Linked DNA regions of Homo sapiens: region 1 is linked to region 2. Evidence: chromatin contacts called from ENCODE Hi-C or POLR2A ChIA-PET data. All regions are on one chromosome and are shown on one strand. The core of a region is the stretch at or near the end of the contact, and the rest is flanking DNA. Distances in the headings are between cores, read along the strand shown. Region 1 overlaps SIPA1L1 (signal induced proliferation associated 1 like 1). Region 2 overlaps SIPA1L1 (signal induced proliferation associated 1 like 1).

Evidence for each region. Hi-C counts contacts between places; a loop is a spot of excess contacts on that map. ChIA-PET counts read pairs that join two places held with the same protein, here RNA polymerase II (POLR2A). Pooled maps may share reads with other maps.
Region 1: a loop to region 2 is called in a map of naive thymus-derived CD4-positive, alpha-beta T cell, with 3 times the contacts of the local background. The contact joins two enhancer-like sites. A Hi-C loop is called at or near these places in 6 of 168 maps with a recorded cell type or tissue (B cell, GM12878, adrenal gland and 2 more), 16 of 37 single-sample maps with no recorded cell type and 15 of 50 pooled maps. POLR2A ChIA-PET finds 5 or more read pairs at or near these places in 13 of 52 experiments (AG04450, B cell, GM12878 and 8 more).

The regions. Positions count from the first base shown.
Region 1 is chr14:71,590,520-71,594,717 of GRCh38, forward strand. All of the region lies in intron 5 of SIPA1L1 (signal induced proliferation associated 1 like 1), which reads left to right. Among named protein-coding and RNA genes, the nearest start is that of SNORD56B, 190 kb to the left of the region's middle. Within about 2 kb of position 1,577, at least 4 of the 41 ENCODE cell types and tissues checked have a DNase peak (open chromatin) inside an H3K27ac peak, as active enhancers do; they include GM12878 and OCI-LY7, where a contact is called at or near this core.
Region 2 is chr14:71,552,679-71,557,249 of GRCh38, forward strand. The region is part of intron 4 of SIPA1L1 (signal induced proliferation associated 1 like 1); the gene reads left to right. Among named protein-coding and RNA genes, the nearest start is that of SNORD56B, 160 kb to the left of the region's middle. RefSeq lists enhancers at 2,495-2,554, 2,715-2,774, 2,885-2,944 and a silencer at 3,365-3,464. Within about 2 kb of position 3,118, at least 9 of the 41 ENCODE cell types and tissues checked have a DNase peak (open chromatin) inside an H3K27ac peak, as active enhancers do; they include GM12878 and OCI-LY7, where a contact is called at or near this core.

The sequences.
Region 1 (4,198 bases), core at 327-2,826, 36 kb after region 2:
TAGAATAAAGCATATCTTAATATTACTACATGATAGGTCCCATTCCAGAAGGCTTGTTGACGGAAACAATCTTGTCTCGTGACTAAACATCCATGTCTCATTCCTACATATCTATAGCGTGGGTCTTGGAATCAATATGTATTGCATACCCTGATGTCATTTTTAAACATTTATCTTCTCAGAATAATTTTCTGAAGTTTATATTTTAGAAATTACATCTCTGTTACACTGTCCTTTAAGGTACAAGGTTTCTCATTCTTGCCAACTTGGCATTTGGGGGTGCGATGATTCTTTGTTGGGGTAGCGTGGAGTAGGGGGCTGTCCTGTGTATTGTAGGATGTAGGATGCTTAGCAGCATCCCTGGCTTCCACACTATTAATGCCAGTAGGTTTTCCTCCTCCCTCTAGTTGTGACAGCCTAAAATGTCTTCAGGCATTGCCAAATGTCTCTTAAGAGGTAAACTAACCCCTAGCTGAGAACCCCTGCTTTACTGTACCTGTGCAAATTTTCTGCAGGTGTGTCTGAGCTGTCGATAGGTGGAGGCAAAATGGCCTCCACCCAAAACTGACACTGAAACATATTAGTTATAATCTAATTTATGTAATAATGGGTACTTTTTTCCTATTAGGCAGTATAATAATATTATTATAATAATGAACATTTTGGGTACTTACTGTGTACCAGGCACTGTACTAGGCATTTGCTATGCCACATTTTCTCATTTCAATCTCTTGATGCCCAGGAAGGTAGGTACTATTGTTAACCTTATTTTCCAGTTGAGAAAACTGGAGCTTAAGTGATAAGACTCTCATGGAGCTAGTAAATGTTGGAGCCAGGCTGTCTGAACAGAGTCATGTTCTTAATCACTGTTCTCTGATCTCTGCTAGGTTAAAGAGATGGAGAATCTTAAAGTATTTTATCTTTCAAAAGTCTGGAATAAAAATGTGAATGCCTAGATTCCAGATTAATCCTGTTTGTTCATAATAACCTCATAAATCTAATACCCACTAATCCAGTAGTTACTAACTTGAAGCATGGAAAATACCCTTTTACCCAGCATAATTGGAACTAGTGAATTGAAAATATCAACTCAAGCAGGGAATTGTTAAAAAGTATACATTCAAACTGTTTTATTATCATTAACACATATAAGAATATGTTTGCCAAACTCTTGTGAGACCAAGGGCTTTTCTTTGACAATGATTCTACTCTTTTAAATTCTTAATTGTGTTAATAGGCTAAACCATAAGAATAAAAACATAGAGACTAACAACATAATCTGAGTACAAAATCTTAGATTTCATAAATTTTTTCTCATTTTTTCATAGCTGTCCTGCCCACATTTAATCCAACAGCTTTCTTTTTAATGACTTGCCTTTATTAAGTTTGTATAAAGCCTTAGTTTTTAATAGGAACAACGTTTATCTTTTGTACTCATATTTCATCAGCTTTCATGATTAAATTTCATAATTAAAATAGCAAGTCAATTGGTATAAACAGCTCACTCTTTGTCAGCATGAGGTCCAGCTGGCAGGAACAGAAAGTATGTATGGCACCTAGGGATCACCCACTAGACTGCTAGTGCCATTGGGTATTTGTCAGCATGGTTTGCAGGGAAATTATGAGCAGTGGTTAATCCAGGAAGTTGTTCAGTGGAAGTCAGTTACACAGAGTGGTTACTGTAAGAGCTTTTCTTGGGCCACACAACTTTCAAGTCAGACAGGCAATTTGTTACAGTATGATAATATACCACAAATAGTGGCTCTGGATAACAAAATTTGGAGCAGAAATTAAGCTCTGTAAAGTATAAACTGTACATTTTAAAAATTGTTGTTTATACTTTTATATAGTATAAAACATATCTAAACAAACAACTCTGTCTTATAATAGACAACTTTGATTCACTGAAATTAGCAGACTAACTCATTTTTCCTAATCAGAACCTTAAAGCAAGTCTTCTTGTTGAAGGAGTACATCAGTGTCAGATGTAATTTATCCTCTAGCACCAAGGTGTGGCAGAGCTGACCTGGCTGTCACTCAGCCGCTTATCACCGGGTAGTTTCCATTTGGCTGCCTAATGCATTCCTGACTTCACTGTGGCTAAGTCTCAGGTGGGGAGGGGGTGGAGGGGGAGTACTTTACTAAAGTATGCTATACAGCTGATATTATATGTAAAAATCATATTTGGCTGATGAAGCTATAATCACTTTATTATTATGTTGTTTTTATAAACATTATTTTACAAATTTAGACTTCAGAGGCTATTTTAGTCCAACATAGAAGCCAGGTCCATTGCTGGAAAAATACTGGATCAGTAGAGGAATCCCATTGTTTGTATTTAGTAAAATAAGCAACATGCCATTGATGCTTTTCTTTCCAGTCCTTTCTCATGCCCACTTCTCTTTGCCATTTTGCTAGTGAGTGTATGTTTATATTGAGAACCAGGATTAAATGACAGTAATAATATAGCTAACATGCATCATGTTACTTCTTTGTACTTTATTGAGTTCCTCACTTAATGCCCATTGGACATTAAGGTGGATCTGTACTGGTGATAGAAGTCCAAGTGATAGCCACATCCTCCTTATGGAGGCACAGACTAGGCAGTAGGGCTGCATTCAGATTAACCTGAATTACTTATCTTCCTTTGAGTATGTATGTGTTTTGTGTTATTTATTTATTTATTTATTTATTTATTTATTTATTTATTGAGACAGAGTCTCACTCTCTCACCTACGCTGGAGTTCAGTGGCACGATCTCCGCTCACTGCAATCTTTGCCTCCTGGATTCAAGCGATTCTCGTGCCTCAGCCTCCCAGGTAGCTGGGATTACAGGTGTGCAGCACTGTGCCAAGCTAATTTTTGTATTTTTAGTAGAGATGGGGTTTCACCACGTTGGCAAGGCTGGTCTCAAACTCCTGGCCTTAAGTGATCTGCCTGCCTTGGCCTCCCAAAGTGCGGTATTACAAGCGTGAGCCACCGTACCTGGCCTTTTGTTTTCATTTAGATAGTCACCATGATCAGAGTACTAAGGAAATTTATAAGTGGAAAATACTAAGTTATAGAATAATTATAATGTTGCCTATATCCTGCATAGCTTGTTGAGGAGGAGACCCTTTCCAAGCCATTACTCATCTTGGTTTCTGTGGCCCCACAGGACTTCTTCAATTTTGCACCGAGTGTATAATTGTCTATGAAGTGTGTTCTCCTTGAATCCTATAGAGAGGAATGCATTAATGAAGACAGAGGAGCCCATGGGCTCTTGGCAGTGGCATTTGTTGCTCCACTGATCAACAGTGTTGATAGGCTTGTCTTCATGGTAGGTGGAGTGTTACTCTCAAAGTCAAGTTACTGAAGATGCTGTGATAGGGAAGGGCCTCCCTCTACTGCACACTGCCCAGGAGAAACACAGTATCTGGTCTGAAGCGCATCTAAGAGTATTTTCCCATTCCTTAAAAGAGGGACGACTAATGCTTATGCACCTAAATATTCTTTGGATAACTGTAAGCCACCAGATTTGATTGTTCTTACTGTTCACCTTCCTTCTCCTCCTCCTCCATTCCAAAACACATACAAATCAGGTTGAACAGTGATTGAGGAGACAAAGCACATTTCAGTTGCTGTTTTCTGTCTTTACCTCTCACCCTCTTGTAATCAGCCATCTTTAACATAGTTTCTTTAGAATACCACACTTATCTTGATTTGTACTAAAGTTACAGCTTTAGCACTCTCATATACTCTCAATTTTGCTATCAAGAGCTGTTTTTCAAGTTCCAGTCTGTCAAATAAGCATCATTAAATAGCTGTTATAAATTTTAGTGGATTATTTTTTAGTGCATATAGAACATCAGGGAATATGATTAGCTAAATATATTTCTAAAATTGTGTGCTTATTTTGTTTATTCAGTTTTTTTTGCTTTTTAAAAAATCCTTCTGCTATGTAAATATTAGGCTTGAGAAAAGTACCATAGAATGCCTTACAATTCAGTGTTCTTTAAATATAATTATTCTACTTCTAGTTTTTTGATGTGGACAGTTTTAGATTTCAGATAAATGGTAAACTCCAAGGTCAATGAGTCTGTTCTGCTGAACCATGTTGTGTTCTACGCTGTTGAATTTAGCAGTTATTTTCTGCCAAAATGAATTGAATGGTGAAAGTTTTTATACATATATAATAATTGTTTTAATGCCCTTGCCT
Region 2 (4,571 bases), core at 1,868-4,367:
TTAAGCTGGTAATTTATTGAATGGTTGAACTTTTCTCCTGCAGCAGCTTTTGAGTTTGTATCCTTAGTATGAAAGTTCAGTCATTCCATACATCAGTCTGTGGGGACTACCGAGTGCCTTGGAGCCTTCCTTCCTTACTTTGACCTAAGGGACTGTCTTTTGGAACTTGAGTGGTTATAAATCTGCACATTTCAGTGTCGAAAGTATTTCTAAACCAGGGTCTCAACCTTAGGACTCTGGCATTTGGGGTCAGATAATTTTGTTGTGAAGGGCTGTGGAATTACATGTTCAGCTGCATCCCCGGCCTCTACCCACGAGATGCCAATAGCGCCTCCTCAGTTCAGATTGCCGATATCTCCAAATGCTGCTTAGTGTCACTCTGGAGGGCAGAGTCTCCCCTGTTGAAATCCACTCTTCTAAGCAATGAATACTTTTTCTTCTATTTCCTTTATACTGAGAGATAATAATTTTTAAAAAATCAGATAGAAATCTGGCTCAGCTTTTTTGGTGGGGTGAATGTAGCAGATTTTTAAAAGCTATTATAAGGAAAGATTGTTCATCTTCCACCATTACTAAGTTATAAGAATCTATTTTCAACTTGTATGTTTCTATAATTCCACAGTACACTTTGTGTTAGGAACCCTAAAATATTCTGGGGGAATTTGTTCTTTCAGTGTTTCTATATTTTTCGCCTGCTCCCATCACCATGGAGCTAAACACTTTGAGACATGTTAAGTTAAAAACAGTAATGACAGAAGAGGAAAAAACATTTTGCTTCTGCATTCTTTTTTCCTCTCTTCTCTTCCTCCTTACCTCAGTCAGCCAAATAGGGTATTAGTTTGAATGTTTTAATTGGATGTCAAGATAGGAAAGGCATGTTTTTCAGAGCTTATTTTTTCTTAGGAAATGCTAACAGTATAATTTGAACAGACCTGTGAATTGATATTCTGAGATAAGGTAAAATATACCAGGAATGTGTAGGGAAGGAGACTTTTTCCTTGGCCTGAACCCATTTTATAGATTTCTGTGCTTCAGAGATCCCATTGTATTGTTTAGGTAGGGCTACTCTACATCATATACAATTCTTTTTTTTTCATATAGAAAACAAATATCAGAATGTATGTAACCTAGTTTTTAGTGTAGAACTGATTGATTCATTGAATAAATGCAATTCTTGTCAGCTTTCTTAAATTGAGACCTTAGCATAGTGTTTTGTATAAAGTAACTAGAGACAGACTATTTTTCAGATTGTGGTTTGTGTTTGAAATTCATGTCCTCATCCAGGTACAGACTTTGAACTTTGGCCTATCTGAATGGAATATTCCGTTCAGTCCTTTCAAATGTAGCAAGAATGAATATAAAATTAGAGAAAAAAGTTTTCTTTCTTAATATTTACGACCTGTAGCATCTTCTGTTAGTTTGTAGGAACATGGTACTGATACGTTATTTCTGTTCAGCAAAGGTAGTTTAGAGATTTTTTTCTGTTTAAGATACAGTATTTTTTTTTCTGAACAAATTAATGTCTTGATATTGAACCTTGGTTTCACTGTGCTCAAACCTTCAAATGTTAATTTAAGGAAGTTTAGATTCCTCATTTCTTTTTAAACAGTATTACTGCTTTCTTTGCACACATGAAGCCATGATATTGAATTTAAAAGCAGATGACCTTAAAATCGTGCAACTTAAACACCACAGACTTAAAAATAAAAAATATAAAGATTTTTAAAGAAGAAAGTTAAAAAAATGTATCTGCTTTTCTGATGTAGGCTGGTGAGAAAAGATGTTCTTTTTCTGTTGCTTTCAGTCTTTAGCTCCCTGTCAGTTCTGCCCCACTGTGAAACCGAAGATGTTCTCAGCATTCTTGAGTAACACTTCCCACAGGTGACCTTCTGTATAAAGAGAGCTTGTTGTTGTTGTTGTTAACTTCTATATTGATAAGAAAAAGATAACAGTTCACAAATTACAACATCCTGTGATTTGATTCTTCATAAAATTTTTTGGTGAGGTTTTGGGAATTTCATTCTTGTTCCCCTGATCTGCTACACTTGGGCTACCACACTTTTTATAATATTTATTGCTATAAACATAGTTTGGGAGCATTTAGGTTGTTTATAGCTCCTTGCTATCCTAAATAATGCTGTGATGAACCCTTTTTTTGCACAGAATTTTGTCTTTTGAATTGTTTCCTTAAAAAATACTCAGGAATAAAATAACTGGGAAAAAAAGTATGTAAGCATTTTAAAGGCTCTCGATACATATTCCTAATTTAAAAAAAAAACAACAATTTCACTCTTCCAGTAGCTAATGAGCACATTTTATAAAAATTAATACCTCTTATTTTTCTTAAAGCATACTTAAGGGCCCTACGATTTTCAGATTGTAAATAAGCATTGGCTTCAACTTTAAGTCTCCAGCTGCATTAGCCCCTAATAAGAGAGTCAGACTGTTCTTTGAACCTTTGAAGCCAGGCATTGACTTCTCCTCTGTAGCTATGAAAGTCCTGGATGACATTTTCTTCTAAGAGAAGGCTGTTTCATCTATACTGAAAATCTGTTGTTTATTGTAGTCACCTTATCAATCATTTTAGCTAGATCTTCTGGATAACTTGCTGGTGAGCTTGCACTTTCATGTTATGGAGACAGCTTCCTTCCCGAAACCTGATGAACCAATGTCTGCTGGCTTCTAACTCTTCTTCTGAGTTTCTTCACCTCTCTCAGCCTTCATAGAATTGAAGAGAGTTAGGGCCTTGCTCTGGATTAGGCTTTGGTTTAAGAGAATGTTGTGGCTGATTTGATCTTCTTTCTCTCCAGAACACTAAAACTTTCCATCTCAGCAGTAAGGCTGTTTTGCTTTCTTATCATTTATGTGTTCACTGCAGTAGTACTTTTAATTTTCTTCAAAAACTTTTCCTTTGCATTCACAACTTGGCTAACTGGTACAATCCTAGCTTTCAGCCTCTCAACTTTCAAATGTCTTCCTCACTAAGCTTAATCATTTCTAGCTTTTGATTTAAAATGAGACACCTGTGACTCTTCCTTTCACTTTCAAGTTTCGCTTGAACTTAGAGGCCATTCTAATTTCAGTGTTGTGGTCTCAGAGACTAGAGAGCCCAAAGAGAGGGAGGCAGATGGGGAATGGCTGGTGGGTGGAGCAGTCAGAACTCAAACGACATTTGTTGATTGTTTGACATTTGTTGATTGATTGCCGTCTTCTGTGAGTGCAGTTTGTGGCATTCCCCAAAAGATTAGTAGTAACATCAAAGATCACAGATTAGAAATCACCAAAACAGATGTAATAATATGACAAAGTTTGACATATTGTGGGAATTACCAAAATGTGACACAGAGACAGGAAGTGAGCACATGCTGTTGGAAAAATAGCACTGACAGACTTGCTCAATGCAGGGTTGCCTCACACCTTCAATTTGTAAAAAAAACACCTGCAAAGTGCAATAAAGTGAAGTGCCATAAAATGAGGTGTGCCTGTATTGTATTTATTGAACAGAAACATTTTTCAAATGTTTAACCAATTTTTTCTTTTGTGAATTGCCTACTGTTTCAGAAAAACTCTCAAACCGTGTCTTTCCTCTGCTTTCATACCACCATGACAATCATCAACACAGAAAACACTTCTGTGACAAAAGCTGTGGGTTTTTTTCTCCACATGCCAAACAGCGTACACTGGCTGGATGTTCTCAATTCAGTTCCAACACTATCCACCCTAAGATAGTGTCAGATTCCACAGGTTGGGGGCTCAGTCCCCAAGACTGCCCCTTACATCTTTGGACATCATTGGTAAATCCAGGCCTCCAGACTTCTGACTGACCAACTTTAAGTTGGTGTTCCCACAACCCCATGTTTGGGTTTAATTAATTTGCTGGAGCAGCTTACAGAACTCAGGGAAACATGTTTACTGATTTATTTAAAAGGATATTACAAAGGATTCAGATGAAGCGTTGTGTAGGGCAAGGTATCAGGGAAGGAGCACGGAGCTTCCGTGCCCTCCTTTGGCGTGCCACCTTCCAAGAACTTCTACATGTTCACCTCTCCAGAAGCTCTTCAAACCTGGTCCTTTGGGTTTTTATACAAGGAGGTTTTATTACATGGCCTGGTTGACAACCGTGTAGAAATGTGATTGGACAAAAAGCACATTATCTAAATCCAGCAAGGCCTGTCTATTCAGACTTTTCTTGGCCTTTCTGTGTAGCTTTCCTTCCCGTAGGATATGGAGCAGGACTCTCTGGAATGAGTGTCTTTTGATCCACAATCAGATTAGAGCCCTGCCTTGGGCAGGTGAAAGGACAGGAGGTCAGAGAGAGAGAGATTCTGTTTCCTGAGGCCTAAAGTACCCCAGCATTATAACAAGGACTGTGGGAGTTAGGAGCTAGGAACTGTGGACAAAAACCAATATAGCTATCATAACACCATACCCATTAATACTTCTTTTCCCATTTTTCTTTTGGAATCTTAGTATTTTATCTTCCTTCACAAATCTTTGCATATATTCAGTGTATTCAGTCTGCGTTGTATTTATGGTATTTTTTAAACTAGTATTTGGTTTGCCTTTTAATG